Linked DNA regions of Homo sapiens: region 2 is linked to region 1. A link is an interaction called in ENCODE POLR2A ChIA-PET data of the cell type or tissue named here. Cell type or tissue: Panc1. All regions are shown on one strand. Links, peaks and the distances in the headings refer to the core of each region. The heading gives the core; the rest is flanking DNA.

The links. ChIA-PET counts read pairs that join two places held together with the same protein. Peaks named below come from ENCODE experiments on the same cell type or tissue, not always from the same donor. Only the 100,000 strongest peaks of a DNase experiment are listed, where the experiment ranks them.
Region 2: POLR2A ChIA-PET joins it to region 1 with 13 read pairs; 2 of 35 experiments call an interaction of 5 or more read pairs at or near these places.

What each region holds. Positions count from the first base shown.
Region 1 is chr15:68,030,842-68,046,148 of GRCh38, reverse strand. No RefSeq gene overlaps it. Among named protein-coding and RNA genes, the nearest start is that of PIAS1, 16 kb to the left of the region's middle. RefSeq lists enhancers at 137-656, 657-1,177. In Panc1, for the core only: no CTCF peak of the experiment used is centred there; no DNase peak of the experiment used is centred there; H3K27ac peaks cover 2,591 bases.
Region 2 is chr15:68,168,420-68,186,144 of GRCh38, reverse strand. It overlaps PIAS1 (protein inhibitor of activated STAT 1), which reads right to left. Exons shown (of 14, transcript NM_016166.3): 9 at 12,253-12,413; 10 at 10,378-10,508; 11 at 9,491-9,671; 12 at 4,791-4,933; 13 at 2,478-2,515. LOC105370871 (a long non-coding RNA gene) reads left to right here. Exons shown (of 2, transcript XR_932396.3): 1 at 1-2,877; 2 at 2,994-3,847. Among named protein-coding and RNA genes, the nearest start is that of CALML4, 28 kb to the left of the region's middle. In Panc1, for the core only: a CTCF peak has its summit at 14,694; no DNase peak of the experiment used is centred there.

The sequences.
Region 1 (15,307 bases), core at 6,406-14,405:
GGAAGTGCTGCCAATTGGTCTGTGGGCGGCCATGGGAGGGCCTGGAAAAGGCACCACAAGTTCCCACTCCAGTCAGCAGTACTAGCAGCCTGGCCTGAAGGTGGGGCTTCACCAGTAACCTGTCCTCTTCCACCCAGGAGCCGATCTGCCTCCTGCCACCATCCATGGTGCCCAGGCTGCTTGTGCAAAAGGGCACCTGTAGGCCAGTGCTGGGTTGCCCTCAGGCGCCCCTCGGCTTCCCCCCAGAGCTCCTTGGGGCCCAAATTCCGGAAAGGACCAAGACAGCAGGGGGCTGGTGTGTCAGCTCTGCTCCAAGTGTGCACACACCTGGCCAGACTGTAACAGTGCCTGGGCTCAGCCCCAACCCTGCTCTGAGATTGGAGCAGGCACCAGGGGCAGGGAGAGGCCAGGCAGCAGGAGCAGACACCCCCCAAGCCTGAGGGGGGAGGGGGACTTTCCCAGGACCCCAAGGGTGCAGACTGCAGAGATGCCCAGGTCCTGTGCCTGGGAGGGTAGGACTCCCGCCTGCCTACTCTGTGGAGCAGCATGCAGGCAGCCCTGGCCATGCCTCCTTGCAGCTCCAGGTCCTTACTGGGCCCCTCTCTGCCCACCCCTCTGTGCCCAACCATGCTGCTCCCTGCTGGCAGGTGGCTCAGCTCAGCCCCATTGCAGTGGCACCCAACGTGGCAGGCTTGGCGGGGGGGCTCTCGCTTACCCTGGCTCCTGCTGGCTCTGTGGAGCACAGCATTACTCCAGCCCAGCTCTGCCTCCTCCTGGCACCCTCCCCACAGCAGCTGACCTGATGACAGCGACCGCCGTGGACAGCCCGCTGCTGCCATCAATTGCACTTAATTTGTTCTTATTATTTGAAAAGATTTAAAGCATTTTCATGGGACCCTAAGATTATTGTGGCCTTCAGCCAATACAAAAAAAAAAATGAAAAAACTCAAAATGAATCATAGACCTGAATTTAAAAATTAAAATTAAAAAATTATTAGATGAAAATCCCTATGTTATTGAGTTAGACATAGTCTTCTTAGATATGGATCACACACTTAGATATGAATACCAACATGCATGTTGGTAGGAAAGGTACAGCCACTATGGAAAATAGTTTGGTACTTCCTTTGAAAACAAGATGTACTTATTGTACAACTCAGCATTTGCACCCTTAGACAGAGAAATGACATTTTCACACAGAAGTTTGTAGAAGAATGTTCATAGCAGCTGTATTTATGAGTCCAAAACTGGAAACTACCCAAATCTCCTTTGATGAATAAATGGCTAAAACTGCGATACATACATACCATGGACTACTAATCAGCAATGAAAAAACAATACAACACCTTGGATAAATCTCTAGGAAATTATGCTGGGTTAAAAAAAATAATTTCAAAAGAATACATAGTACATTATTGCCTTTATGTAACAATCATGTAATAACATAATTATAGACATAGGCTGGGCTTGGTGGCTTGCACCCATACTCCCTGCACTTTGGGAGGCTGAGTCAGGTGGATCGTTTGAGCCTAGGAGTTCAAGACCAACCTGGGCGACATAGCAAGACCCCTGTGTCTAAAAATAATAATAATAATAACATAATTATTGAGATAGAGAACAGGCTAGTCATTCTCTGGGGATTAGGGAAGGGTAGAAAGGATGGGTGATATTGATGCCAATTTTTTGGTTGTGATATTGTATTATAGTTGCATAGGATGTTAACATTGCAGGAGACTGAGAGAAGGGTACATGTGACTTCCCTGTACATTTCTCTTGCAGGTGACTCTACAATTATTTCAAAATAAAAAGTAGGTGTATATAGACTGTCCCCAGCTTACAATGGTTTGATCTACAATTTTAAAACTTTACCACCGTGCAAAAGCAATACACATTTGGCCAGGCGCAGTGGCTCATGCCTGTAATCCCAGCACTTTGGGAGGCCGAGGTGGGTGGATCATCTGAGATAAGGAATTCAAGACCAGCCTGGGCAACATGGTGAAACCCCGTCTCTACTTTTTAGTAGTATTTTTATACAAAATTCAGCTTGGCGCAGTGGCATGTGCCTGTAATCCCAGCTACTGGGGAGGCTGAGGCAGGAGAATTACTTGAACCCAGGAGGTGGAGGTTGCACTGAGCTGAAATCACACCACTGCACTCCAGCCCAGGCGACAGAGCAAGACTCCATCTCAAAAAAAAAAAAGCAATACACATTCAGTAGAAACCATACTTCAAGTACCTATACAACCATTCTGTTTTCACTTTCAAAAACTATCCAATAAATTAACACATAAGATATTAAACACTTTATGATAAAATAGGCTTGTGTTAGGCAACTTTGCCCAATTGTAAGCTAATATAAGTGTTCTGAGCACATTTAAGGTAGGCTAGGGTAGGCTATGATGTTTGGTAGATTAGGTGGATTAAATACATTTTCAATTTGAGATAGTTTCAGTTTATGATGGGTTTGTCTGAACGTAATCCCATCTTAAGCTGAGGAACATCTGTATGTGTACATATATGAAAAGTATACATATGTGTATGTGTTTATGTGTGTATACATATATGTGTGTATGTATATATGTACATACATATATTGCATATATTGAAACATTGACATCGATAACACCCATCCTCTCTACCCATCCGTAATTCCCAGAGAACTACTAGCCTGTTCTCCATCTCTATAATTACATTATTATTACTTTTTTAGGGGTGTGTGTGTGTGTGTGTGTGTGTGTGTGTGTGTGCATAATGAAGATGCAATATGTCCGAATTTGTGGAGAGAGGGACATCAGCAAAATGGAGAAATAGGCAGCTACAAACTTTCACACCGCCACAGAAATATTGAACAAATAACCAGAAATTGTCAGAGCAACTTTATCAGAACTTTGGGAAATAGTTAAAGATTTACAGCAACCAAGCAAATGCTCATTTTAAAAAATTATTTATTACCTTTTAAATTTTTTATGTTTTTAGAGACAAGGTTTCATCACATTGCCCAGGCTGGTCTTGAATTCCTGGGCTCAAGTAATCCTCCTGCCTTAGCCTCCCAAAGTGCTCTGATTATAGGGTAAGCCAACACGCCCAGCCAATTTTTTTTCTAAGGCAACTTGAAAATGGAAAGAAAACTTTATGAACCCTTCCCTGACTCAATAGCAGTCTTAGCGACAGCAGCCCACCTTCCCAGGGTGGGACTCCGGTCCTTGTTTATAGAGAGCAGAGCCAACTTTATACACAATTATTAGGTATGTCTATTCTAACCTGCCTGGGTGTTACCTGAAAAACTGAAACAAAGTGCTCATTTCTGTTTTCACACTGTAACCCACTGTAGAAAAGCAGCAGGCGTTGTTTAAACATTGTAAGGCAAACAAACAAACTGCAACTGCCTGGGGCCGAAGAGTACAGTTGGTACATAGAATAACTTTCCTAAAGCCTGGGAGTAAAAGCCAGGGAGAGAGAATTGTTGGGAAATTAGGGCATTCAAATTCAAAAGTGCTCTGTATATAGGGCAACTTAGAAAGCAACACACATGTCTGGGACAGGATGCATGTTCAGAGAACTGAGAACAGCCTAAGATTCCACCACTGGTTGATATATAGACTCAGTGCAACCAGGAAATGACTGCTGAGGAAGAATTTCAAATGGCCTTATTAAGTGTTAAAGGGGTGCTCCTGCAAAAACTCAGATGCAAAGATTGGAAAAAGTTTTTTGTTTGTTTTTTAAGTTCCCCATGTTCAGGGAAATTTCGGTAAAAACCCTGGCTGTACAAAAGTTAAGCCATCAACAATCAAGAACAGCAAACTCTAGGGAATGTAAATATTTGTTTTCCAGAGATAACACATTATAATAGTCAAATGTCCAGTTTTCAACAACAACAAAAACCCACAAAGCATACAAAGAAATAGGAAAGCAGTGGGAAAAATAAATTGACAGAAACCATCGCTGAGGCAGCACAGACGTTAGACTTACTAGACACAGACTTTAAGTAACTTTTTTTTTTTTTTTTGAGACAGAGGGCATTTTGTATGTCTTCTTTTGAGAAGTGGCTCTTCATGTCCTTTGCCCACTTCTTATTTTTTATTTTTTTGAGACATAGTCTTGCTCTGTCGCCCAGGCTGGAGTACAGTGGTGCAATCTCAGCTTATTGCAACCTCTGCCTCCTGGGTTCAAGTGATTCTTCTGCCTCAGCCTCCTGAGTAGCCATGACTACAGGTGCATGCCATCATGCCCAGCTAATTTTTTGTATTTTCAGTACAGATGGGGTTTCACTGTGTTAGCCAGGATGGTCTCAATCTCCTGGCCTTGTGATCCACCTGCCTCGGCCTCCCAAAGTGCTGGGATTACAGGTATGAGCCACCACACCCAGCCTTTGCCCACTTTTTAATGGGATTGATTGTTATTTGAGTTCCTTGTATATTCTGGATATTAGTCTCTAGAAAAATGAATAGTTTGCAAATATTTTTTCCCTTATAACAGGCTGTTTCTTCACTCTGTTGATAGTTTTCTTTGCTGTGTCAAAGTTTTTTAGTCTAATAAAGTCCCATTTGTCTATTTTTCTTTTTGTTGCCTGTGCTTTCAAGGTCTTAGCCATGAAATCTTTGCCTAGACCAGTGTCCTGAAGTGTTTTCTCTATATTTTTTCTAGTATTTTAATAGTTTCAGATCTTACCTTTAAGTCTTTAATCTATTTTAAGTTGATTTTTCTATATGGTGAGAGATAGGGGTCCAGTTTCATTCTTCTGCATATGAATTTCCAATTTTACTAGTACAATTTGTTGGAGAGACTGACCTTTCCCCAATGTATGACCTTGGTGCCTTTGTTGAAAATCAGTTGTCTGTAAACATGCAAATTTATTTCTGGATTCTCTATTCTGTTGCATTGGTCTATGTGTTTGTTTTTATACAAATACCATCCTGTTTTGTTTACTATATCTGCGTCTAGCTTTGTTCTTTTTGCTCATGATTGCTTTGGCTATTCAGGTGTTTTTTTTTTTTCCTGGTTCTACACAAATTTTAAAATTGCTTTGTCTAATTCTGTGAAAAAATGATGTTGATATTTTAATAGAGATTGCACTGCATTTGTAGATTGCTTTAAAGAGTATGGTCATTTTAATGATACTAATTCTTCCAGTCATGAGATGCGATGTCTTTCCATTTGGTTGTGTACTCTTCAATTTCTTTTATCAGTACTTTGTAGTTTTCCTTGCAGAGATCTTTCACCTCCTTGGTTAAATTACTCCTAGGTATATTTTTTTGTCACTATTGTAAATGGAATTACCTTTCTTATTTCTCTCTTGGCTAGTTTATTATTAATAACACTACTGATTTTTGTATGTTAATTTTGTATCCTGTAACTTTACTGAATTATTTTCTCAACAAAGAGTTTTTTGGTGGAGTCTTTAGGTTTTTCTAGATATAAGATCACAGATCATATCATCAGCAAAGAGGGACAGTTTGAGTTCCTCTTTTCCAATTTGGATGCCATATATTTCTTTCTCTTGCCTAATCACTCTGGCTAGGATTTCCAGTATTATATTGAATAAGAGTCATGAAAGTGGGCATCTTTGTCTTGTTCCAGTTCTTAGAGGAAAGGCTTTCAGCTTTTCCCCATTCAGTATGGTGTTAGCTGTGGGTTTGTCATACATGTCCTTTATTATGGTGAGGTATGCCTTCTCTGCCTAGTTTGTTGAGAGTTTTTATCAGGAAGGGATGTTGAGTTTTATTAAACACTTTTTCTGCATGAGTTGAGAGATCATATGGTTTTGGTCCTTCATTCTGTTAATGTGATGGATGCTGTTTACTGATTTGCGTATGTCAAACCATCCTTGCATCCCTGGGATGAATCCCACTTGATCATGGTGTATTATCTTTGTGGTATGCTGTTGGATTTGATTTGCTAGTATTTTTGAGGATTTTTGTGTCTATGTTCATCAGGTATATTGGTCTGTAGTTTTCTTTTTTGTTGCATCCTTGTCTGGTTTTGGCATCTGGGTAATGCTGGCCTCATAGAATGAGTTAGGGAGAATCTCCTCCTCTTCAATTTTTTGGAAAAGTTTGTTGGCAATTGGTGTTAGCTCTTCTTTGAAAGTTTGGTAGAATTCAGTAGTGAAGCCATCTAGTCCTGGACTTTTCTTTGTTGGGAGACTTTTATTACTTCTTTGATCTCATTACTTGTTACTGGACTGTTTAGGTTTTCTCTCTTCCTGGTTCAATCTTGGTAGGTTATATATATTGAATCTTTCCATTTTCTCTAGATTTTCCAGTTTACTGTATATAGTTGCTCATGATAGTATCTGATGATCTTGTGTATTTCTGAGTATCTGTTATAATGTCTCCTTTTTCGTTTCTGATTTTATTTGGATCTTTTTTTTTTGCTTAGTCTAGCAAGTGGTTTATCAATTTTGGTTCTTTTCAAAAAGCCAACTCTTCATTTTGTTGATCCTCTGTATTGTTTATTATTTATTTATTTATTTATTTTGAGATGGAGTCTCACTCTGTCGCCCAGGCTGGAGGGTAGTGGCGTAGTCTCAGCTCACTGCAACCTCCCCTTCCCAGGTTCAAGTGATTCTCCTGCCTCAGCCTCCTGAGTAGCTGGGATTACAGATGCATGCCACCACGCCCAGCTAATATTTTGTATTTTTAGTAGAGACGGGTTTTCACCATGTTAGCCAGGATGGTCTCAATCTTCTGACCTTGTGATCTGCTTGCCTTGACCTCCCAAAGTGCTGGGATTACAGGTGTGAGCCACTGCACCTGGCTAATCCTTTGTATTGTTTTTTTAGTGTCAATTTCATTTAGTTCTGCCTTGATGTTTATTATTTCTTTCCTTCTACTAATTTTGGTTTTGGTTTGATCTTGCTTTTTAAGTTCCTTGAAGTGCATTATTAGATTATTTACTTTAAATCTTTCTACTTTTTTGATGTAGGCACTTATTTCTATAAACTTCCTTCTCAGCACTGCTTTTGTTGTATCCCGTAGATTTTGGAATGTTATGTTTTGATTTTCATTTGTTTCAAGAATTTTTTTCATTTCTTCCTTAATTTCTTCCTTGACCCAAGGTCATTCAGGAGCATGTTGTTTAATTTTCATGTATTTGTACAGTTTCCACAGTTCCTCTTGTTATTGACTTGGTTTTTGGTGGTTTGATAAAATTGTGACATATCAATTTTCAAAAGCTTGTTGAGACACATTTTGTGTCCCAATATATGGTCTATCCTGGAGAATGTTGTGTGTGCCAATGAGAATAATGTATGTTCTGTAGCTGTTGGATGAAATGTTCTATAAATGTCTGTCAGACCCATTTGGTCTAATGCGGAGTTTATATCCAGTGTTTCTGTGTGAATTTTCTGTCTAGATGATCTGTTTAATGCTGAGAGTGGGCTGTTGAAGCCCCCAACTATTATTTTATTGGAATCTGTCTCTCCCTTTAAATCTAATAAAATTTGCTTTATATATCTGGGTGCTCCAGTGTTGGGTGCATATGTATTTAGAACTGTTATATCCTCTTGCTAAATTGATCCCTTTATCATTATACAATGACCTTCTGTGATGGTTAATACTGAGTATAAACTTGATTGAATTGAAGGATGGAAAGTATTTATCCTGGATGTGTCTGTGAGGGTGTCGCCAAAGGAGATTAACATTTGAGTCAGTGGACTGGGTGGGACTGAGTCAGACCCACCCTTAATCTGGGCACCATCTAATCAGCTGCCAGCACAGCTAGAATACAAGGCAGGCAGAAAAAAAAATGTAAATAGACTGGCCTAGCCTCCCAGCCTACGTCTTTCTCCCATGCTGGATGCTTCCTGCCCTTGAACATCAGACTCCAAGTCCTTCAGTTTTGGGACTCATGCTGTCTCTCCTTGCTCCTCAGCTTGCAGATGGCCTATTGTGGGTCCTATTGATGGCCCTTGTGAGTTAATACTTAAGGAACTCCCCTTTATATATCCTATTAGTTCTGTCCCTCTAGAGAATGCTGACTAATATATCTTGTCTCTTTTTATTGTTTTTTACTTCAAGTTCATGTTATCTAAGTGTAGCTACTCCTGCTCACTTTTGATTTGTTTGCTTGGAATATCTTTTTCCATCTTTTTACTTTCAGTCTATATGTGTTTTTCCACATGATATCTGTTTCTTATAGGCAGTAAATAATTGGGTCTTTTAAAAAATCCATTCAGCCAGTCTACATCTTTTAAGTGGAAAGTTTAATTCATTTACGTGCAAAGTTATTATTGATATGTGATGGCTTTTTCTTATCATTTTAGTAAATTATTCCTGGGTGTTTTGTAAGTCCTTTAGTCATTTTTTTTCTTTATTATTGTTTAACACTGTGGTTTGGTGGCTTCTGTAGTGATAACATTTGAGTCTTTTCTCTTCCTTGTTTGTGCATTTGCTCTACCAGTTGTTCTTACATTCTTACATGTTTCATAATGGTAAATAACATTCTTTCTCTGGCAAATTCCTTATTCATATCTTGAATTGTTTTACTGATTTCTTTGTTATTTCACTTCCATCTGTAGGACTCCCTTAAGCATTTCTTGTAGGGAGCAGAGGGGAGAGGAGGACTTTATCCTGAATATGTGTCTATGGTTTGGTTGCATAGGATGTGTTGGCTTTGATTCTGGGTGGTGATGAATTTCCTCAGTTTTTGCTTGTCTGGGAAAGACTTTATTTCTCCTTCATTTATAAAGGATAATCTTGCTGGGTATAGCATCCTTAATTGGCAGTTTTTTCTTTCAGCACTTTGCATATACTATACTCTCCTGGCCTGTAAAGTTTCTGCTGAGAAGTCCACTATTAGTCTGATATGGGTCCCTTTATAGGGAACCAGATGTTTTTCTCTTGCTGTTTTTAGAATTCTCTCTCTGTTTTTGACAGTTTGACTATAATATGTCATGGAGAAGAACTTTGCATTATATCTATTTGGGGATCTCTAAGCCTCTTGTATCTGGATGTCTAAATCTCTCGCCAGACTTGGGAAATTTTTATCTGTTATTTCATTAAATAGGTTTTCTAACTCTTTTCTCTTTGCCTTCTAGGACTCCAAAAGTTTGAATATTTGGTTGCTTTATGGTGTTTTATGTGTCAAGTTAGGGTTTGCTCATTCTTTTTTATTTTTGTCTAACTGGTTTATTTCAAAAGACCATTCTTCAAGTTCTGAGATTCTTTCTTCTCCTTGATCTACCCTATTGTTGAAGCTTTCAAATGTATTTTGTATTTTATTCAAAAATAAACAGTGTACACTGGTGTTGGTGGTAGCTGTGATGGGCTGTGTGAGCTAGTCCCCAGGCCTGCAGGTGACATGCACAGGTAATTGCAAGCTGTTGTGGTAGTGGCAGGGTGGGTAGGCCCCTGGGAGGAGTGGTCAGGTGTCAATGGTAGTGGACTGGGTAATCTTCAGTGCCCTGAACTGCATGCTCTGGCAAGGGTGAGGTGAAGCTGGTGCCATGTGAGTTTGTCCTCAGGGTTCCCCAGTGGTGTGTGCAGGTGTCTGTCATGATAGGCAGAGATGGGGCAACTTCCAGGCCTCTGGTGGAATGCTTGGGTTAGGAGTGGCAGTGGCCACACGTTGGCCCTGCCACTGGGGAGGGCATGGTTGCTTTTAGTGGTGGCAACCTAGGCTGGCAAATGGAGAATGCATGCCTTGCTTGTTCCTCAGCCCCGGTGGCAGCAGCCCATACCTCACTTGTGCCTCAGCCCCGGCAGCAACAGCCTGCTCCTTGCTTGTGCCTCGGACCTGGTACCACGGGGCCCCAGGACAGTGCACAGTCTGTTGTGGCTGGGATCTCAAAATGGCACCTTCCTGTAGCTGCCTAGGACTCAGGAGGAGTGTGTGACCCAGCGCAATCTCCCTCCCTGGATCAATACCATCACGTCTTCTCCAGGCACTTCCCTGTGTTAGTTTCTGGGCCCTCAAGGCTCTGGGGCTCTCCCGAGGCTAGGATTGCAGAAGTACACAGTGGAAATTTGGTCTGCTGGGGGTCTCTAAGCCACCTTTCCTTGCGCTCTGTCTTGCTTCTCTTTCCTTCCTTGTTTAAGCGTTGCGTGTCACGTTTCTGTAAAATTTCAGTGTTCTCTCTTGGATGATCTATTCGAAGTGTAATTATCTACTCACTATTTTGGTTCTTCTTAGGGGAGGAGGCGAGTACAAGATGCCTCTAGTCAGCCATCTTGAAGCCTCTCACTATCTTCACTTTAATGTTTAACTAGGCAGATTGCCTAGTCAGGGCATTTTAAACCAATGATTAAGAAACCACCATTTAGTGAGGCTAGATTGAAGATAGGATCTATTTTCAGAATGAAAGCTTAACTTTTTAGTCATTAAAAAGCAGTTCAATTTTCTTTCTCACTAACATTCTTGGTATTATAACTTTAAGAATATTCATATCCAGGCACAATGGCTAATGCCTGGATAATAATCCCAATGCTTTCGGAGGCTGAGACAGGAGGATCACTTGAGGTCAGGAGTTCAAAGCAAGCCTGGGCAACATAGTGAGACTCTGTGTCAAAAAAAAAAAAAATCCAAGTGTAATGGTGCACAGCTGTAGTCCTAGCTACTTGGGAAACTGAGGTGGGAGGATCACTTGAGCCCAGGAGGCTGAGGCTGCCGTGAGCCATAATCATGCTGCTGCACTCTAGTCTGGGCAATAAAATGAGACCCTGTCTCAAAAAAAAAAAATCCCACAAATGAGTAACTTTTAAAAATTAAAAAACTCCACATTATTAACTGTAGTTTTCAGTCTTCAGTAGAATAGTAGAATGAAATATGCCTGGGATTACAGGCATGAGCATGGTGGCTCATGCCTGTAATCCCAGCACTTTGGGAGACAGAGGAGGGAGGATCGGTTCAGCCCAGCCAGCCTGGGCAACATAGGGAGATCCAGTCTCTACAAAAAAATTAAAACATGATAGCTGAACACAGTGTCTGACACTTGTAGTCCCAGCTCCTTGGGAGGCTGAGGTAGGAGGATCTGCTTGAGCCTGGGAAGGCAAGGCTACAGTGAGCTGAGATGGTGCCATTGCCCTCCAGCTTGAGTGACAGAGACCCTGTCTCAAAAAAAAGAAAGAAAGAAAGAAGGAAAGAAAGAAAGAAAGAAAGAAAGAAAGAAGGAAAGAAAGAAAGAAAGAAAGAAAGGAGAGAGAGAGAGAAAGAGAGAGAGAAAGAAAGAGAGAAAGAGAGAGACAGAAAGGGAGAAAGAGAGAGGGAGGGAGGAAGGAAAGGGAGAAAGGGAGGAAGAGAGAGAGGAAGGAAGGAAGGGGAGAAAAAGAAAGAGAAAGAAAGAGAGAGAAAAGAGGAAAGAAAAGAGAGAAAGAAGGAAAGAAAGAAAAGAAAGGAAAGAAGAAAGAAAGAAAAGAAATAAGAAACATTAGGTAACGAAGGAGGAGAGAATAAGGAAATATTCCAATTATATCTTATTGTGAGTGTGGCTTAGTGGAAGGAATGCAATCTCAAGGATTAGATTTTTTTGTTCAGTTTTAAAGCAACATTAAATTTCAATTAATGGGGTCAAAATATGGTGGTCTACCCTCAGGGCCATAAAATCAGGGTAGCAGAAGCCTGCTTGGAGTTAAAAATAGATCCTGGGATATGGATAATCCAAGGTTGTTACTGTTGTTGTTACCTTCATTCTATTTCACTGCAATATATCCTCAAAACAAAAATGCCTGTGATAGTCACTGAGTTTGTTCTCAAATACCCAGGTTCTCTTTTCTGTGAATATGATAAGATGACACTTTCCCCACTTTTGAAGTTAGACATACCCATTGGTTTTGCTTTAAATAAGAAAGCGTTAGCAGGGGGAAGATGTGACACTTCTAGGCAGAGCTATGGATTTGTGCCATGTCCGTCCTCTTCCTGCTGTGATAACTGTGGAAGCATATGTTGAAGTACAGCTTTCATCACCAAGGTTCCTGAGTGACTACAACAAGCAGATGCCCTTGCTGATGCACACTGGACATGTAATATAGGCAAGAAATGAACTGACATATTTTTTAGTCATTGAGACTTTGGAGTTTGTTATTATAGCATAATCTACCTTATCTTGACCGATCTCTAATATGGGATGCTGCCAGCACAAAAACCTAAAAAAGTGGCATTGGCTTAGTGGTCAGGTGGTACTGACAAGGATGGTGAGCCATGTTACACAATGGTGACACATTTGGTAAAGCTGTTGGGTAGTCACTTGGAAGGTAGTTGATGTGCCTAGCAAACTTGTAGCTCTAGAAGAAGCAACTAGAAAACATAATGGTGTAGATAGCCAATATATTTGACAATAAATAGGGGTTCAGGGGAGGGCTAGCTAGTTTGCAAGTAGGAGTGAAAGGAAAAGATAGACCAGAAATTCAGAGACTGGCAGGGTTGGGAGGCAGGTTTCTTCTCAATACAGATTAGCTAAAAGATAAAACAATAAAGACTCAGCTTCACAGCAAGGATCTAATCAAGGCTATTGCCATCACATTCATGGTCAAAATCTCTGAACAGGCTGAGGTGTTCTCAGAATAAAGGTCCAACCAGAATGGGACCTTGGGGTTGACTCCCTTAGGAAGGGGTGGGTGAAGGTATTTTGAGTGTGGGAAAGATGTTTGGTGACTAGAAGTGTGGATTACAGTAGTCCTTATGTGTGTATTTGTTCTCTCCTAAGCACATGGTGAAATTGTGCTTCCTTATTCCATTTGAAATTAATCCTGACCATGTGGCTGAATTTGGTCAATAAAATGTGAAAGGAAATTATGTGTGTCACTTTGGGGCAGAAGCTTTAAGAGCCAGTGCTCACTCATCATTTCCTTTTTCTCCTCTTCCCTCTGTCTGGGTGACCATAGAAACACATCTTGAAGTGGAGTCCCCATCAACCTGGGTCCCTCAGTGACTATGGCCAGTAGAGTGTTCTGCCACCCCTCACCTATTCTGATCAATCTAGTGACTAATATGTTTAATCTTTGTAGAGTAAGACATTATTTTTGTTTTGTAGAGTAAACTATTAGGCAGGGAAAAAATGTACAAACCATAAAGTAAAAAAACTTACATCAGATTACATACAAATTTTAATTTTTGTATAGTAAAACACACTTAAAAGAAATTATATGCTGGGCAAAACATTTGTAACACATATACATGCAAAGGGTTAACACTGACTATATATAAAGGCCATCAATAAACTGACAACAAATATTTAATAACCCAGTAGAAACAATGGGCAGAGAATATGAGGAAGTTGTGGTGGACATTGGTTGCTTGCTTCTCTACCATTGTTTTTCCTTCTCCTGCCAAAAGCACCTAGGTTTCCCATAGGGGAACGCCCTTCTCACATTCTTAGGCATGTGATTTGTGTAGGTTTGACCACACTCTCAGCTCTAGGGGGTGCCCAGACTGAATTAAGTCACATGCCAAGCCCTGAACCAATCACTGGGTCTGATGTTAAAGAAAAAAAAAATTATTTGTAACATTTGTTAAAACATAGTAAAGAAAACTTTCTTTCTTTCTTTATTTTGAGACAGAGTCTTGCTCTGTCTCCCAGGCTGGAGTGCAGTGGCACGATCTCGGTTCACTGTAACTCCCGCCCCCTGGGTTCAAACACTTCTCTTGCCTCAGCCTCTGGAGTACCTGGGATTACAGGCATGTGCCACCATAATCGGATAATTTTTATATTTTTAGTAGAGACGGGATTTCACTATGTTGGCCAGGCTGGTCTTGAACTCCTGACCTCAAGTGAGCCACCTGCCTTGGCCTCCCAAAGTGCTGAGATTACAGGCATGAGCCACCACGTCCGGCCTAAAGAAGGCTTTATTCAGGACTATCATGATAGGTATAGGGACCACTGCAACAGGGTTTTGCAGTGGGGAAGAGAGATGGGGCTCAACTCTGAATACAGCATGGACAAGAAGAATTTATAGCCAAGGAGCAGGTGGAAGCAGGTGAGGAGAAAATTACTAAGAAGTGGCATTAGGAGTAGAAGGATTCTAGAGAAACCAACCTAACATGATTCTATCTGAAGACAGGCCAGGGTGATCAGACTTCAGAGGATAAGAAACGAAACCAGATCAGATACTGAGGTTGACTGGATAGGGTAGGGGGTTCTTGCTAAATTGACTTAGCAGGGTTCTTTGCTGAAACTGGATTGTACAAGAAAGTGCATGGATGGGCTTAGGAGGAGGTTCAGGAGCCTGACTAAAAGTTTGGTCAAGCAAAGGATCTTTGTCACTGGAAATGAATGGATCAATTTTCTGATGTCTGGATGGGATATTACTGGGTAATTTTTTTAAAATGAGACTGCTCTAATATGCTTTCATGGAAAGGTATGCATGATATATTGTTTAATAACACAAATAAGTTTCAGAGTAAAGTGTATATGACCACATTTTTACTAAATAGGAAAGAGAAGGGAAAGCCTAGAATAAATGTAAATTTGTGTCAGCATAGAGTAAAAAGCATAATGATGCAGACACATAGTTAACATTGTATACTTGTTACTAGTCTCAGCTCCAAATCTTGGCATTCTGCTTTGTGATGCTGGGGCTGAGACTCCACAAACCTCATTTCTGCTTTGTCAGCTGTTGTTACACTCTGTTCATAGCGGGTACTGGAGGCAGAGAGGGAAGTTGGAGGAGGGATCTCCTGTTTGCTTCCTAAAGGCTTCCTGTTCCTGTCAGAGTAGCTCCAGTAATTTTTCACCCCGGCAGCAGCAGCTGGTTGCAGTTTCCAGTATTCTCCATATTCCCAGAATCAGCTTCAGGGTGCTCCTCAGAGCACCAGTATGCCAGTGCCCACTCCTCAGAGGTCTGGGTCCCAGTTCCACAGGGTCTGTCCTCCACGTTTCTGGGTTCAAATGAGCCTGGCTAATTCCCTTTTCTCCCAGCCCTAGGGGTGGAAGCCACCTCCTGTAGCTCCTCCCTTACCTCAGTGTCCCCTTTCGACATCTCAATCTTTCAATAACGGTAAGCTAACTGTATAAATTTACTGTCACTGCTATAACAGATTGCCACAAATTTAGTGGCTTAAAACAACACAAACATATTATCTTCCAGTTCTGAAGTCATAAATCCAAAACGGGCTTTACTGAGATTAAAATCAAGGTGTCAGCAGAGCTTCATTCCTTCTGGAGGCTTTAGAGGAGAATCTTTTTCCTTGTCTTTTCCGGCTTCTAAATATTGCCTGCATTCGTTGGTTTGTGGCCTCTTCCTCCACCTTTAAAGACGGCAGCATAGCACCTTCAAATCTCCCTCTGATTCTCATGCCTCTCTTTGTCACCTCTGAGGACTACAGAGTGTGACTACAGACTACAATGGGTGACTACATTGGTCCTGCCTGGGTA
Region 2 (17,725 bases), core at 8,400-16,399, 140 kb before region 1:
GCCTGAGGCTCTTCTTAAGGAGGTGTCACTCTTTTCAGAAATATGTCCATGGTGTTTGGCTTGGTTTCTTTTTTATCATAGGTTTGCTTGTAAGTAGATAATGTACCATAAACATTCCTCTCTATTAATGAAAACCTTTCATTGTTAGGGCCCATGTTTTTTTTGTTTGTTTTGTTTTTGAGATGGAGTCTCGCTCTGCCACCCAGGTTGGAGTAGAGTGGTGCACGCAATCTCGGCTCACTGCAACCTCCGCCTCCCAGGTTCAAGTGATTCTTCTGCCTCAGCCTCCCGAGTAGCTGGGATTACAGGCGTGTAGCACCACGCCCAGCTAATTTTTGTATTTTTAGTAGAGACGGGGTTTCACCATGTTGGTCAGGCTGGTCTCGAACTCCTGACCTCATGATCTACCCGCTTTGGCCTCCCAAAGTGCTGGGATTATAGGTGTAAGCCACAGCGCCCAGCCAGGGCCCATGTTTTTAAATTTTTTAAGGAGCTTGTTGAGGTCTGCAAAAGCTTCTGCTAAACCTTTCACTGTGAATTTTCTTGGAGGTTCTTCCTTTTTGTCTCCTGCAGTTTCCTTTTCTCTTGCACCTTCTTCAGCTGCGTGTTCCTGTTCCAGTTCCAACAGCTCATTAGTCAATTCCTCAGGAACCACATCTAGGAGCTTCTCAATGTCATCCTCATCTACATCTAGGTTAAAGTTGTTTGCCATGTCAACCACAGCCTTGTCCATTTCTGCAACCTCTTCATCCTTAGCAGATTCTTTGAAGTCATGAACAAACTTCTTCAGTGTCTTCTAGATGTCATTCACATACTCCTTGGTGACATCAGTCCATGCCCAAGCAAGGTTCTTGATGCAGTCATAGCTGTTGTAAACCTTCCAGAATTGCATCAGTGTCCTCTCGGTGTTTTTCAGTTGCAGCAATAGCCTGGGCAAAGATCCTCCTTAGGATCTTTTAATAGGCCTTAAAAACTGCTACAACTCCTTGATTCATTGGTTGGATCAAAGAGGTGGTATATGGAAGGAGACACAACACTTTGATATTGGGATGAAGATCACCAATGAAATGAGGATGTGTGGGAGCATTATCAACAAAAATCATCATCTTGAAAAGTATGTTACTCTCTCAACAGTACTTCTCCATTTTGCTGGCACAGCAATTCGGGAGGACATCCTGGAAGAAAAGCTGGGTCATCGATGACTTCTTATTGCTCCTGTAGTACACGGGCAGTGTGTGCTTGCTGACATGCTTGAAGGCTCTGGAGTTCTCACTGTGCCAGATCACAAAGGGTTTCAATTTGTAGCCTGCAATATGGCCCCAAGCAAGACTGTTATCTTGTCCTTAAAAGCCTTGAAATCTAGCATTGACTTGGCTTCTTTATGGATGAAAGTCCTTTCAGCCATTTATTTCCAGAATAGGGAGGTTTCATGCGTATTGAAAATTTGTCTGGCAAGTAATCTTCCTTCATAATCAGCTTATCTAGAGTTTCCAAAAATTCTTCAGTTGCCTTCACATCTGCATTTGCAGACTCTCCACTCACTTTGATATTACATAATGAATAATGATTCTTCAATCGTTTAAACCACCCGGAGCTAGCAGTACATTTAACACTGTAGTTGGGTCCAGTCTTTTCTTTAAGCATTGCAAACAAACTTTTTGCTTTGGCCATGATCATTATGGTGCTGAGAGGGATATGTTTCTGTGTCTGGTCTTCAATCCAGGTCACTAACAAGTTTCTCCATATCTGATACAGGCCCTTCTCAAATTTTTGTTAGTCTTGTTGCCTTGAACAAAGCAGATCCTTTAACAGCTTCTATCACTTTGTTCTTGTTCTTTAAGACTGTAGCTATGGTAGAATGGGACTGCCTGACTGGTGAGCAATAACTATCACTGATCTTCCACTTTCATCGTCCTTAATCACTTAATTTTTTTCCATGTCAGTCACTCGATGTGGCCTCTTACTGGCAACATTAGCTGTGGATTTTGTATGCTTAGGGGCCATGATGAACAAAACAAGACAAGATTTTCATCAAGCACAAGAGGAAATGATGCAATCAAGAGATGTGGCAAACTGGGATGTATGAGGCTGTCCTGGAATAACATGGCACACTGTTTTACAGCAAACTTAAAAAAAAAAAAAGTAGAGGTACACTCTAAAATAACAATAAAAAATATAGTAAATGCATAAACCAGTAACAGAGTTGTTTATTATCGTTATATTGTACATAATTATACGTGTGATACTTTTACATGACTGACAGCATAGGTTTGTTCACACCAGCAACACCACAAACATGTGAGTAATGCCTTGTGCTACAATGTTACCATGGCTATAATTGATGTAGGGATTTTTCAGCTCCATTATAATCTTATGGAATGCATATATGGCCTGTCATTGACCAAAATGTCATTATGTGGCGCATGACTGTATTTTTAATGTACAATTAAAATAATAGTAAATTTTTCATAACATACCTGATTGTCTCCTGATAAGAAAGGAAAGAAATCTAATCCTGTGGAAGAAAAAATTATTTCAGTTTAAAAAAAAAAGAAGGAAAAACTCTTCCAAATGCCCCAATACTTCAAAAACAAATACAAGTCTTATATGCTATGTCACTCAGAATTTTATTTAAACATGAAGAGTTGAGCTAAACGTTTTACGTCTCTCCTTTCTTTAGATTACTAAGGCTGAAAACTAAGCTTTGGCAATGATTTGTCTTCTCCGTGACCCCATTTGGGGGACTGGGGCCATTACTACTCTGTCAGATCTAACACTGATCCTTAAACGGGCATAGTACTTTTAACAAATGCTCTGGACTCCTCTTAAGGAAACTTTCAATCTGCTCTAAGTTACTCCTCACAAGCACTTCATGAGGTATGTAATTAGTTTTGCCCTCATTTTGCAGGTGAGAAAGTTTGAAGTTGAAAGAGTTAGGTTAAGTAAGTTGTAGTACTGATTTTTCTTTCTTAAATTTGCTCATTTGCTATCAGATTCAACTGACAGACTGCAGTGGCATGAGGGGAGAAGAGGTTTGAGTGCCTGCAAACTGGCTACTATTACATAAGAAGGAGTAGTTCTGCTACCTGGCTGCTGAGGATTCACTGCAAGGAGGCCCCTTCCAATTAACATTCTTTTCTAGATCACCCAGTGTGTAATGCGATGAAGAGCAAGTGAACAAGCATGAATTAAATGCTTCATTATGATATCTAAACTTGGGGAAAGGTAAAACACGCAGCTATAGATAAATATATTACAACACCACAGATACTCTGGGCATCTACTCACTGTCTACATTATAACCGATTACAACACGAAGGCTTACAAAATGCATAGCACTGTTGTTCTTGATAGTGACAGTGCGTTTCATACATGTAGAAAAAAAGGTATAGAAAGATATCTAACCGTTAAGAGCAGCTGTAACTGGCTGGCCGTAGTGGCTCACGCCTGTAATCCCAGCACTTTGGGAAGCGAAGGCAGGCGAATCACCTGAGGTCGGGAGTTTGAGACCAGCCTGACCAACATGGTGAAACCCCGTCTCTACTAAAAATACAAAATTAGCCAGGCGTGGTGGCACATGCCTGTCGCGCCATTGCACTCCAGCCTGAGCAATAAGAGCAAAACTCCGACACACACACACACACACACACACACGCAGCCTGAGCAATAAGAGCAAAACTCCGACACACACACACACACACACACACACACACACACACTAGCTGTAACTTCCCGGGAATGGGGTTGGGGGATAGGTAGAGGGAAACTTTCACTTTATGTTTCTGTGTTGAATTTTCTACAATGAGCATATATGGCTTTTTTAATAAAAAAAAGTTCTTAGATTATATGACTAATATTCAAATTATTATGCTACAAAGATATAAAAACAATTCTTTTTGATAATATAAATGATTATTATGAACTCAAAATATATAAATGAGTATACTGACATTTCAAACAGCTTTTAAAAAGAAGGATCAGATAAATGTATACACCTAGTATGTACCCACAAAATTAAAAAAAAAATTTTTAAGAAGGATCAAATTCATTAGAATAAAAACTAAAACTTTCAAATGTCTCAACTCACCATTATCTAAAACATAATACAACATAGTTACCCACAATGCCTGTTGCATTACAACTAAAGTCAGGGTACAATAAATAATGTTCACAGGGCTGGGCGTGGTGGCTCACGCCTGTAATCCTAGCACTTTGGGAGGCCGAGGCAGGAGGACCACGAGGTCAGGACCAGCCTGACCAAAATAGTGAAACCCTGTCTCTACTAAAAATATAAAACATTAGCCTGGTGTGGTAGTGGGCGCCTATAATCCCAGCTACTCGGTCGGGAAGCTGAGGCAGGAGAATTGTTTGAACCTGGGAGGCGGAGGTTGTAGTGAGCTGAGATCGTGCCACCGCACTCCAGCCCAGGCAACAGAGCAAGACTCCGTTCCCCACGGCAAAAAAAAATAATGTTCATAAATACCAAAATTCAAACCCACATACTAGCAGTCATTCAAAAACAATTTGCAGAGTACTCAGGAGCTCACAAAAACTAAAGATTATTGCACTAGTTTTACCACTGGGAGTAAAACACTGGCTACTGATGACAGTACAATCAACGAACTGGGTCAGTATTTATAACAACGGCATATTATTTCTCTCAGTTCCCTGGGTCCAAGGCCCTGTTGGCTCAGTCTTCCAGTTCTTCCTTAGATTCACCTAGAAGAGAATTATATAGATCAAAGGCATTCATAATGCTATGTGACAATGTAGAAGAACCAGTGACTCACCTTGTAAGTCGTAAGGCATGGGTGTCATGTGGAAAGGATGCCTATAGTCTTGGATGAGGGAGGTATTAATGTAGCTTGTGTCTACAGCAGGAAGGCTTGGGGTGCGGGATACTGGAGATGCTTGATGTGGAAGACTTAAAATGCTGGAAGAAGGAAAGATTGGCATAGTTTTCATTAGCCAGTTAAACTCTCAAGGTTAACAAAAAAAGGGGTTGTATCTCACAATGAACCCTCGGTTTAGTGCTGGAAATAAGAACAAAACCAAGCAAAGCAATGTATAATTTAGATTATACACAATTATGAGAAAATAATTTGTATACATAATAGCATTTAACAGAGGCCACAGGAAGAAGTGGACAGATGCAATGGTATCCAACATTCACAAACCTCACATTGCCTTTGGAATATCATCACCTATGCTTTCAAAATGCAAGAGAAAGGTACAGTTGAGCCACTTTAACGGGATATGAGTGAAAGATACCTACATCAAATGAAAGTCGGAAACCCTTTTAAAACAACACCAGAGTATTGGCTATTAAGAAGCATACGTATGCCCTAGCAAAGAAAATACATATAATAAGACAGAGGGAATGAAGCAATCTGAGTGGTTCGGAGTTACCAGCTGGCCCCTCAGATTGTAATCTTTAGGAGGGCAAAAACTGGGTATTGTTTAGTATACCCAATGCCCAGTACAGTTATCAGCACATTGTTTGCATAAAAGCCCTGCTGAATCTAATGTAGTGAAACAAGAAGAAATACTCCAAAACGAATAGGTAGTGGAGAGTTTTTAAAGAGAGAACAGTATAACTGGAAAAAGAAAACATAAAACAAGAATTAGGACTCTAAAAAACAGTGAAAAGTTTAAATAGCTAAGTAGCTTTTTTTTTAAAATTTACTAACAATTAAGGGAAAGGAAAAAAGGAGAAGAAGGAAAAAATAATAATTTAACTAACTTTGGGGCCAGGCATGGTGGCTCATTCCTGTAATCCCCATACTTCGGGAGGCTGAGGCAGAAGGATAGTTTCAGCCCAGAAGTTGCCCAGCCTGGGCAACATAGGGAGACCCTGTCTCTACGAAAAATTAAAAAGCTTAGCCAGGCCTGGTGGCACGTATCTGTAGTCCCAGCTACTTGGGAGATAGATGAGAGGATTGCTTGAGCCTGGGGGGTCGAGGCTGCATGAGCCGTGATTGCACCACTGCACTCAAGCCTGGGTGACAGAGCAAGAGCCTGTCTCAAAACAAAACAAAAACAAAAACAAAGCTAATTTTGAAAAGAAAAACAATTATAGTAGCCCTCTTAGAAGGAAACATAAGGGTTATATGTTACCCCAACAATACAAGAGGCTGAAGGTGTATGTGTTATAGAAAATAAAGAGAAAGGAAGCAATAAAGAGGCTGTCTTTTGCTTTTAATGCTTCATGTAAAGTACCTGGGGCATGGGGATGCAATTTCAGTGGTATAGAATATTTCAAAAGAGGGCCGGGCGTGGTGGCTCACACCTGTAATCCCAGCACTTTGGGAGGCCAAGGCGCATGGATCACCTGAGGTTGGGAGTTTGAGACCAGCCTCACCAACAGGGAGAAACCCTGTCTCTACTAAAAAATACAAAAAATTAGCCAGGCATGGTGGTGCATGCCTGTAATCCCAGCTACTCGGGAGGCTGAGGCAGGAGAATCACTTGAACCCAGGAGGCGGAGGGTGTGGTGAGCCAAGATGGTGCCACTGCACTCCAGCCTGGGAGATAAGAGTGAAACTCTGTCTCAAAAAAAAAAAAAAAAAAAAAAAAAAAAGAACATTTCACGAGATGACAAGGTTGGATTTCTAGGAATAGAGTTCCAGTTATGACCATCTACCACATTTTAATGAATGGGATATGAAGCATAAAACACACTCTCGTCTGCCTCATAAAAATGTTTCATCTAATGGAAACTTTGTTAAACCTCTTATATCTAGAAAAAGTACCATTTACCATTAGCTGAGTCTTCTCACAATGTCTAAGAGATTATAAGAGAGGATTTAAAATGCTAGTCTTTGAAAACATCTCAAACAGCATAGACAATTTCTGGATGAACATTAAGCACTCAGTGGCTAAAGACAACAAAATGTTTTACATTTAGTGTTTGCCTCTAATTCCTGGCTGCATGCTTTTCTTTCAATTTGTGATAATGTTTTGAAATGCATTTCAACCTTTATACTGCACAATAACAAACACAATATGCTGTACTGAGGTTTCCAGTTACCAACTAGTCATTATTATAAAATGGCTACTAGTGTTGACTATGGTGTGTTATTCTCCTTCTAAGGATGTAAACTTTCAAGTTTCTTGTTTTTATCTGCAAATAGAGAGAGAAATGTCTGGCATTTGCAAATACTATAGCTGGGTTCAATTAGTCACTGGGAAATTCAGGAAGTACTTAATGCATTTAATGTAATTTTCCAAACATAATAAACATTATTTATTTTATTTTCTCCAAATATTTTTGGAGAAAGAGCAAAGTAAATATCCAAAGAAGAAATATTAGATTCCTAAACACTCAAATGTTTTCTTTAAAGAAAAAATATATAGTCAGTAATACTATTGCATAGTTTACATAAATACATATTACTATTAATAGTCTAAAGAACAGAACAAATATATATATTATGATGCATTTAGCCCAAAAGTATTTATATATCCAGAGGTTTATGAAATATCTTTTAAAATTGTGATTATGGCACTTAAAAAAATCACATGACAATGTGTATTTGGTCATACTATGGTTTGATATTTACAAAATATCTTGGAATTGAAATTCTATAGATACTTGTTCTAACTTTAGGTAATGTGACTTTTCCTTTTCTCCTACTCAGACATAAAATACATTGGTGTAATAACAAGGTCAGGCTTGCTGGGTTATAGCCATCAAGATAGGCTTTTATCAGAGGTCATGTTCATAACAGTAGGATTTGTGCTTAAATTATTCACTTTGTTTAGAATGATGATACTGTTTTTAATGTCTTTGTTTCTGTCTGTATGCCAAGATGGACTACTGTAGAATGAAAATACCGATGTGTGAAATGTTTGACTGAAATCTTATTTTTTTTTGAGATGGGGTCTCATTCTGTCACCCAGGTTGGAGTGCAGTGGCACGATCTTAGCTCACTGCAACCTCCACCTCCCAGGTTCAAGTGATCCTCCCCCATCAGCCCTCCGAGTAGTTGGGACAACAGGCACACAGTGCCATACCCAGCTAATTTTTTGGTAGAGACAGGGTTTTACCATGTTGCCCAGGCTGGTCTCAAACTGATAGAAATCTTTAATCTCATCATACAATGTCAAACCTGAAAATGATTTGACTCCAGGCACAGAAATGCCTGCTCTTGATCTGGTGTTGTAACAATGCCATCTATGGACTTCCTTCTCTCTCCTACATTCTTTCTTTAGTCCCTAATGCTTGCTGGAAGAGTTTCTGGTTAGCTTCTATTCAGTTGCAACAGGCCATGTGATTCTCCTGCTTTATACCTAAAAAGGGACACATCTATTTCTAGATTTACAATTAGTGTGCTACAATTGTGCTTCAGCACAATTAGAAATCTTGCTCAGAATCCCTGATGTGTCTACAGGACTAACAGCCTGTTTTGAGAGTATAGTTGGAGTATGCTACTTGTTTTACCACCCCCCAGAAAGTGCTAAGCTGTTTAAGGTTAAGACTGTACTTACTCATTTTATTATCATCCATGCTTAGCTGAGGGTGTTTTATACAAAGTAGATAACAATGTTTCATGAACTGAAGTATAACCTAGGTACACTGTTATTGATATAAGACTAATGGAAAATATGGGAGAAAACTCTGCAAAGTGGGAAATGTTGTGTGCTGCAACAGAAGTCATTCACTACCAGCCTCATTCACATTCTGAAGCAGATTTAAATCATTGGTCTTCCTCTGCTTTCCACTTGAAACACTCAACTTGGGGTGAATTTTACAGCATACATTCCAGTTTGAACAAATGTTCTACATCCTGTGAGCAGGAGCAGGATCACCTGGGAACTTAACTAGAAATACAAATTTTTTCTTTCTTTTTTTTTTTTTTTTTTTGAGACAAAGTCTCGCTCTGTTGCCCAGGCTGGAGTGCAATGGCACGATCTTGGCTCACTGCAACCTCCACCTCCTGGGTTCAAGCGATTCTCCTGCCTCACCCTCCAGAGTAGCTGAGATTACAGGCGCATGCCACCACGCTTGGCTAATTTTTGTATTTTAGTAGAGATGAGGTTTCACCATGTTGCCCAGGCTGGTCTCAAACTCCTGAGCTTGGACAATCCACCTGCCTCAGCCTCCCAAAGTCCTAGGATTACAGGTATGAGACATGACGCCTGGCCTAGAAAGACAAATTTTCTTAGTCTCTACTCCTGACTCAGACATGGGGGCGCAATGTATGCATTTTATTAAGCTCTCAGGTAATTCTGATGTACGTACACCACAGTTTGAGAACCACGGTACTAGAATGATCTTTTGATATGAAGAATACTATATCCAAGTACCCTTTTGGTGCATTACCCCAATCCCTCCAGAGTATTACAAACCTGGGAAAAATTCAAACTATTCTTTGATTGCTAAGTTAAGTTTCACAATCAAGAATCATTTTATTTGGCAAGTCTTTAATCCCTATTTGCCAAGTTAATTTTCATGATTACTTTTTTTTTTAAATGTCTCAGCACTTACCCTTTATTATTTAGTGGTGATGTGGGAGATAGGGAAGGACAGGTCCTCTTGGCAGATGGCTCTTCTTCCTCTTCATCAGATGAACTGTCTATGGTTAGGTCAATCACTTCTACTTTCTTGTTTTTATTTGAGGACTGGTGGTGAGACGCTACCTGATGCTCCAATGTGGAGCTCAAGCATCCTATATGGGAATGATTAAAATACAAGGCAAGGGAAGAGCTATGACATCTCTCTTTTCTCAGTGTCACTACAGTTTATCAGTTACAGTTTAGATTCACAATATTGTTGGAGCCAGAGAGTAGAAAACCAACAGTGGCTCTGTTCTTCTAAGTTTAAAACTATTATTTAATAATAGTAAATTATTTTTCAAAATAATAAATTACTGAATTAGAGCAAACAATCAAAATGTGTCATATGTCCACTTCAGAAGAAAAGTAATTTGAGAGCAGACGGTATATTAATTTTTGTCTGTATAGTATCTGACATACTTAAATACGATGATAGCATTTTCAAAACTCATAGTGTCTTTACAGCAAAAACATACTAAAAGCCAGGAAAAAATAAATAAATGAAAAAAGAACCTTTACTACTCTGTATCAAATCTGTTAAAAATTTAAAAAGGGTACAGTTTCAAAAGTATGAGTTTACAAATGACTAATTATATTACATTACTTTGAAATCTTATATCAGTAAATTTTTTAAAGCTGGCAAAAAAGTGAATTTAAAAGGAGTTCTATTACTTCTGAACATTTAATCAATAAGTTAATAGGAATTATTAAGCTATCCACAAACTGCTCAGTGATTTTTAAAAATATATGGATTTTAATATTGAAAACCAGACTTAGAGCAGTAGGGAGACTGCCTCTTCCTTGTGAAGAACTACTCACCATCGACTCCATTGTAAGAGGCAGAAACTTCCTGTACTTCCTTTTTTGATCTCATCGGTGCCCAAGTGCCATCCTCCTTAAATTGTATTTCATCACAGTCTGTACAGTACTTTAGGATTTCCATAAACAAGCTATAAGAAAACAATTCATCCTTAGAATATATTTTAAATGAACATAAAGGTTGAACAACTTAAGTTATATTTATTCTTAAAATCTAGTACTAACTAGGAATATAGCTGCCTAATTTATGTCACATTTATGTAAGAAAATATCATGTGACCATGAAAAATGACATTTTCAAAGATTTTTAATCATATGGGAAAATGTTCACAAAAAGTGAGAAAACGTCAACAAAAGAAAGCTTCATTTCAAAAATAAAATTCTGTGTGAGTAGTATATAGACAGTAGTTACCTCTGGGTGATACCTTCATGAGTATTTATTTTTCTTCTTTATACTTTTTTGCATATTCTAAATTGCCCACAATAAGCATGTCTTATTTGATAAACTAAAGCAAAACATATACAAATATGTAATCAAAGGTTAAATCTCTTTGATAAAATACCGTGACAGACATTTAAAAACATGTATAAAGAAAGCATAAAATTAATTACGGCCAAATTCTTAGGTTATAATGTTAAATGAAACCAAAGGACAAAAATTATTAACAGTGTACAATCACAATTATGGAAAGACAAAAATCAGAAAATCATATACCGAAAAAAGCTTTTTATTTTCCTGTGTTTTCCAATTTTTCTTTAAAAGAGTATGTGTGTACATGGCTTTTATAACAAGAAATGGGAGAACCTAAAGCTATGTAACATATAAAGTTGGAAAATATCACTATTTAATTCTGATTTACTAGTAAGTGATCACCGACATTTCTGAAAAATTAAACATAAAACATTTAAGTTACATGTTGTTTGTTTGTTTGTTTCCCATGACTGGTCTGACATCTTTCAAGCTCCAGGTTATACTTGTATTGCTAAATATACTTAATTTCTGATATTACCACCTTTAGGCTCCTATGTTTTCTTAAATACTACAGGTAAGTTGCCTTAAGTGTTTTGCTAGAAAGTACAGGAAATATTAAGTAGAGGCTGGGTGTGGTGGCTCACATGCCTGTAATCTCAGTACTTTGGGAGGCCAAGGCAGGAGGATCACTTGAGCCCAGGAATTCGAGAGCAGCCTGGGCAAAATGGCAAGACTCTGTCTCTAACCCCCCATCCCCAAAAAAATCAAGGAGATGTCCTCCTTTTCACAATTTGTTTTTGTTTAGTGGCAAAAAGCAGGAGGAAAAGGGGGCTGCAGAATAGAAGAAAATTTAGAGGAACATTCCAAGATGTCTGGTAGGATAGATAAAACAAAGAGGTGTTAAAAGCAATAATTGGTTTTGTGATGCTATAGGTGGGCAAGACAAAAAAGAAAAAGAAGACCATGACTGAAGGTGGATCTAATCTCCAGAAATAGGCTAACTTCTATTGAAAAGCCCAATTTTGGATGAACCTGAGTTAACCCAAATTTCCCCATACATTCTTGTTCCAATATGGTCTGCATATCTAGGGATGGATGGACTAATGACAGGAAAAGGAAAAGGTATAAGCACACCCTGCTTAAAAGCACCAGTGCTTTCAACGACAAATGCCAGGAGGCACTGACAGTAACACACGCATTTTCAAACCAAGGGAACATCAATTTAAAAAGATAAAATATTCATAACACTAATTTGAAATAAATTACTTTGAAAATATTGGTTTGCAGACTCACAAAAATCCTACAAATATATAACTTAGAATTTTCATCCCAAATCTGATGTGTAACAAACCCAGATAATATATGGTCATTTCAAGGTACCAAAAACACTTAAAGTAACATACCCATCAATAATAAGGTGTTCATATGGAGCCTTCTTATCACAGACAGGACAAACCCAGGTTGGTTTTTTCTCATTCATCTGAATGTAAAGAGTTGCGTCAAAACATTGTAGATGAGAACATGTAAGGGCCCGACACGGAATTGTCAGCCGCATTTTACCAAGCTTTAAAAAGGGAGAAAAAGTAAATATTAGATAATTGCTATTCAACATTTAAGCTTTGACAAAAATTTCCTAGAACACAACAGGTAGGCATGCTGATTTAAAGCATACAGTGTTGACTTTTCATCAATGTAGAAGAACATTAAACACATTTCCTGTGAAATATCCATAGGTTAAAAAATGACAGTATTTCTTTGGCTATCAAACAAAATGACTATGGAAAGTCTACAACAAGGGTTATTTACTAAAATCCACAGCTCACAGATCAGCTTTTGGTGGAGAGGGTCATAAACCCCTTGAATTACATTCAAAATTTCGTGTGTGCATTTTTCTGGAGAGAGTGCTTTCACCAGTTTTTTTTTTTTAAACAGATGGGGTCTTGCTATATTGCCCAGGCTGAAGTGCCAACTCTTATTCACAGGCACAATCGTAGCACACTACAGCCTCAAACTCCTGGGCTCAAGCAATCCTCCTGCCTCAGCCTCCAGAGTAGCTGGGGATACAGGCGCACACCACTGTGCCCGGCTTTTCTCAAATTCTTAAAGCAGTCCTTGATCCAAAAAAAATTTAAGAACCACCTTACTAGGGATTAGGGAAAATAAAGAATGCCCTATTAAATACTGCACAATACAGAGATGCATTGATATTTGCTATCAGTCTTATCTATGAATGAAAGTAGTTCACAGGACAAAACTGAATCAATAGTGATCATTCCCCATGATGTTTGGCATAATTGCCAAGTGGCAGCTCTGAGGAGGAAGGCAGGTGCACACACTCTGCATTGCTTCCTCACTGGGAACCATCACGAGCAATTCAGCCTACAGCCCTGGACCTCTAGCATCTCCAGCATGTCAGGAGACTTCTTGCCCTGCAAATATTGCTTCAGCTAACACGGGTTGAGTCTATCCAGGAAGAGGAAATCTGCTTCATCTGGTCCCTGAGCTGCTAGCTTTAGCCCAAGGCAGAAAAGCCACGCAGAAACCTGCACAGGGAGGTACCACATCACTATCTCATTCCCTGGAAGCCAGCTTGTACCACTGTAGAGTCCCCAGATCCCACAATGGCCACCATATAGCAGAGAAGTTATCTACTTTCAATAACCACATTATTTGCCAAGTACCAGGAAAAGATTTGTGAACTTGAAAAATATAAACGCTTGTGCTGGAGAGGATGTGGAGAAATAGGAATGCTTTTACACTGTTGGTGGGACTGTAAACTAGTTCACCATTGTGGAACACAGTGTGGCAATTCCTCAAGGATCTGGAACTAGAAATACCATTTGACCCAGCAATCCCATTACTGGGTATATACCCAAAGGATTATTATAAATCATGCTACTTATAAAGACACACTGGACACGTATGTTTATTGCAGCACTATTCACAATAGCAAAGACTTGGAACCACCCCAAATGTCCATCAATGATAGACTGAATTAAGAAAATGTGGCACATATATACCATGGAATACTATGCAGCCATAAAAAAGGATGAGTTCATGTCCTTTGCAGGGACATGGATGAAGCTGGAAACCATCATTCTGAGCAAAGTATCACAAGGACAGAAAACCAAACATCACATGTTCTCACTCATAGGTGGGAACTGAACAATGAGAACACTTGGACACAGGGCGGGGAACATCACACACCAGGGCCTGTCTTGGGGTGGGGGGCTGGGGGAGGGATAGCATTAGGAAAAATACCTAATGTAAATGATGAGTTAACGGGTGCAGCAAACCAATATGGCACATGTATACCTGCACGTTGTGCACATGTACCATAGAACTTAAAGTATTTTATATATATATAAAACATATAAAAGAAAAAAATATATATGAAAGAAAAATATAAAGGCTTGAAAAGAATATGAGTTAAATGAGGAAAAGATTCTTGGCTTACTTAGATCAATTTCAGGGAAATGTGAAATTTCCTAGTCTACCAGGAAATTAACTGTCATTTGGGGCCCAAAATAATTGCTTTGATACCGATGATTTACTGTGTCTCTAAGAAAGGCATTTAGCCTTTCTGGGCCTCTTTTACTTTCTCTAAATTAACACTATTTCCTCCTTACTTCAACCAGATGTAGCCATGATGAATAAAAATAGAACACTGAACATGCTATAAACTTACTGAGACTAGAGCAATGCCAGTTTACAGTATCAGAAGTATAACCTGGAGGGACCTAGAGTAAAAACTGGTAACTCCCTTCTGTGTACTCCCAACTCTACACTCCTGCATATGATTACAATCAAGCACCACATAACATTTTGGTCAACACTGAACCGCATATACGATAGAGGTCTTCAAATTAAGACAGCCATGTTACTGGTTTCTGTATTTACTATACTTTTTATCATTATTTTGGAGTGTACTCCCTTTACTTATATATATTTTAAAAGTTAACTGTAAAACAGCCTCAGGCAGGTCCTTCAGGAGGTATTCCAGAAGAAGGCACTGTTACCATAAGAGAGAACAGCTCCATGTCTGTTACTGCCACTGAAGACGTTCCAGTGGGAAAAGATGTGGAGGTGGAAAGTAGTGATACTGATGATCCGGACCCTGTGCAGGCCTAGGCTAATGTGTGTTTGTGTCTTTGTTTTTAACAAAAAAGTTTAAAAAGTAGAAAATAAAAGTAAAAAATGTTAAAAATAGAAAAAAGCTTATAGAATAAGGATATAAAGAAAGAAAATATTTTTGTACAGCTGTACAATGTGCTTGTGTTTTAAGCTAAGTGTTGTTATTACAAGAGTCAAAAGTTAAAAAAAATAAAAAGCTTATAAAATAAAAAAGTTACAGTGGCCAGGTGTGGTGGCTCACACCAGTAATCCCAGCCCTTTGGGAGGCCGAGGAGGGAGAATCACCTGAGATCAGGAGTTTGAGACCAGCCTGGCCAACATGGCGCAACTCCGTCTCTACTAAAAATACAAAAATTAGCCAGGCATGGTGGCACACGTCTGGGATCCCAGCTACTTGGGAGGCTGAGGCAGGAGAATCGCTTGAGCCTGGGAGGCAGAGGTTACCGTGAGCCAAGATCACACCAGTGCACTCCGGCCTGGGTGACAGAGGGAGACTCTGTCTCAAAAAAAAAGTTACAGTAAGCTAAGGTTTATTACTGAAGAAAGAAAAATATTTTAAATTTATTGTAGCCAAAGTGTACAGTGTTTATAAAGTCTACAGTGATGTAAAGTGATGTCCTAGACCTTCACATTTGCTCACCACTCACTGACTTATTTGGAGTAACTTCCAGTCCCGTAAGCTCCATTCATAGTAAGTGCCCCATACAGGTGTACCATTTTTCATCTTTTATACTTTTTACTGTACCTTTTCTATGTTTAGGTACACAAATACTTAGCATTGTGTTACAACTGCCTACAGTATTCAGTTTTGTAACATGCTGTACAGTTTTGCAAACTAGGAGCAATAGGCCAAGGTACATAGTAAGCTATACCATCTAGGTTTGTGTAAGCACACCTATGATGCTTTTGTTGAATAACAACAAAATCCCCTAATAGTGCATTTCTCAAAAGGTATCCCTATCATTAAGGCATGCAAAACTGATTGTTATTTATTTATGTGTGTCTCCTCCTACTAGAAACAGGTTGGACTAATTTCCTTGTTCCCATACTTGGAAATATACAGCAGTAAGACAGTCCTGTGCACTGATAAGGCTTCAGTTCTGCATGATGGGCAATTCCAGGAGGCACCACTCATGGAAGGTATGCAGGTCATACTCAGTCATTTATAGTGCAGCCTGAGTATGAGTTCTGGTGTTAGAATGAATCCTGGCCCCACTACCTACCTACTGTGTGAATTCTGAATGTTATTTTACTTAATCACTCAGAGGCTCAGTTTTGTAAAATGGGGATAAAAATGGGATCTACACAATATGATTGTGGGGATTCAATTACGTTTACTACACAGTACCTGACACATAGTAACTTTTCAATAAATAACAGTAGTATTAATTAAAGTACAGAAACATATTTGCTTTAAAAATCACTTTGTACACTAGGAGACCCACCCAAACCTCAGCTTAGTAGTCATTCTTTTACTCTGGGCTCACAAAGTATTAAACAGCTTCATTAGACTCCCTTACTGCATTTCTACTCAATTTTAATCTTTGTATTTTTTGAGAAACAGTCTCACAAGCAATTCTCCTGTCTCAGCCTCCCAAGTAGCTGGGATTACAGGCAGGTGCCACCATGCCTGGCTAATTTTTGCATTTTTAGTAGAGACAGGGTTCGCCATGTTGGCCACACCGGTCTCAAACTCCTGGCATCAAGTGATCTGCACACCTTGGCCTCCCAAAGTGCTGGCATTATAGGCGTGAGCGACATGCCCAGCCAATTTTTTATGATTTGATTTACATAAGCACCTGATAAAAAGGCCAAAAGAACAAAGTAGTTATTATAACAGAAAAATTACCATTAGGCAAGATACCATGTTGCATTAGTTCAGAAACATTTTCCAAATAGCAATCTGGTTGGTGGTGCCAAGTTACGTTTTTAGATCTTATGTCAGACCTTAGCTTATCTATGAAATACAAATTCCTATTTTATAAGGTACTTTTGCTATTGCCTTAATACTAAGTAGAGAAACCACAGACTAAAAATTCTAGAGAAATACAGTAATAGTACACAAGGTTTATGAACTGTAGAACTATCAGACTACTTCTGATCGTTTATGAAAACAACAGATAAGATGATAAGAAATAAAGATTGTTTCAGAATCCAAGCTACAGGCCATGAAATTTATACTCTGAAAAGCAGCTGTTTTCCAAAGGCCTTCATCTCACATACCTTTACCCCATGATCTCCAGCTGTCAGTTCATATCTTTTAGGCAAGAGAGCAACTCTCAAGCCTTTATCTTCAGCTATACTGACAAGGTGACCTACAGAGTTTTTAAGGAACGCTGACACAGAAATGGTACAAGACAGACATAAATGGGTATGTGAAAGCAAAAGCTCGCTTTCAAATGCATTATTAGCTGCCACACAAATGCCTTAGAATCATAAAATAACTATTATGTGATAATTCTCATATTCCTGATTTTTTTTAAAAAAATCACTAAATTCTAAATAATTATCTGAAAAACAGATATCGATTTTCTCTAACTTGGTAACAAGAGAGAAGCTGAGCTTTGAACGTCTTCATCTTGTGATTACAAATTCTTCCTTTCCCTTTATAGGACACAAATTATGTTTGCATTATTTGCAAATAAGCACTTTAACTCCCAAATGTGTTTTCTAACGCCACTAACTTTACAATAATAGTGCTATCTATATTAGTAACTGATGACGCTGCAAGAGAAAACATTC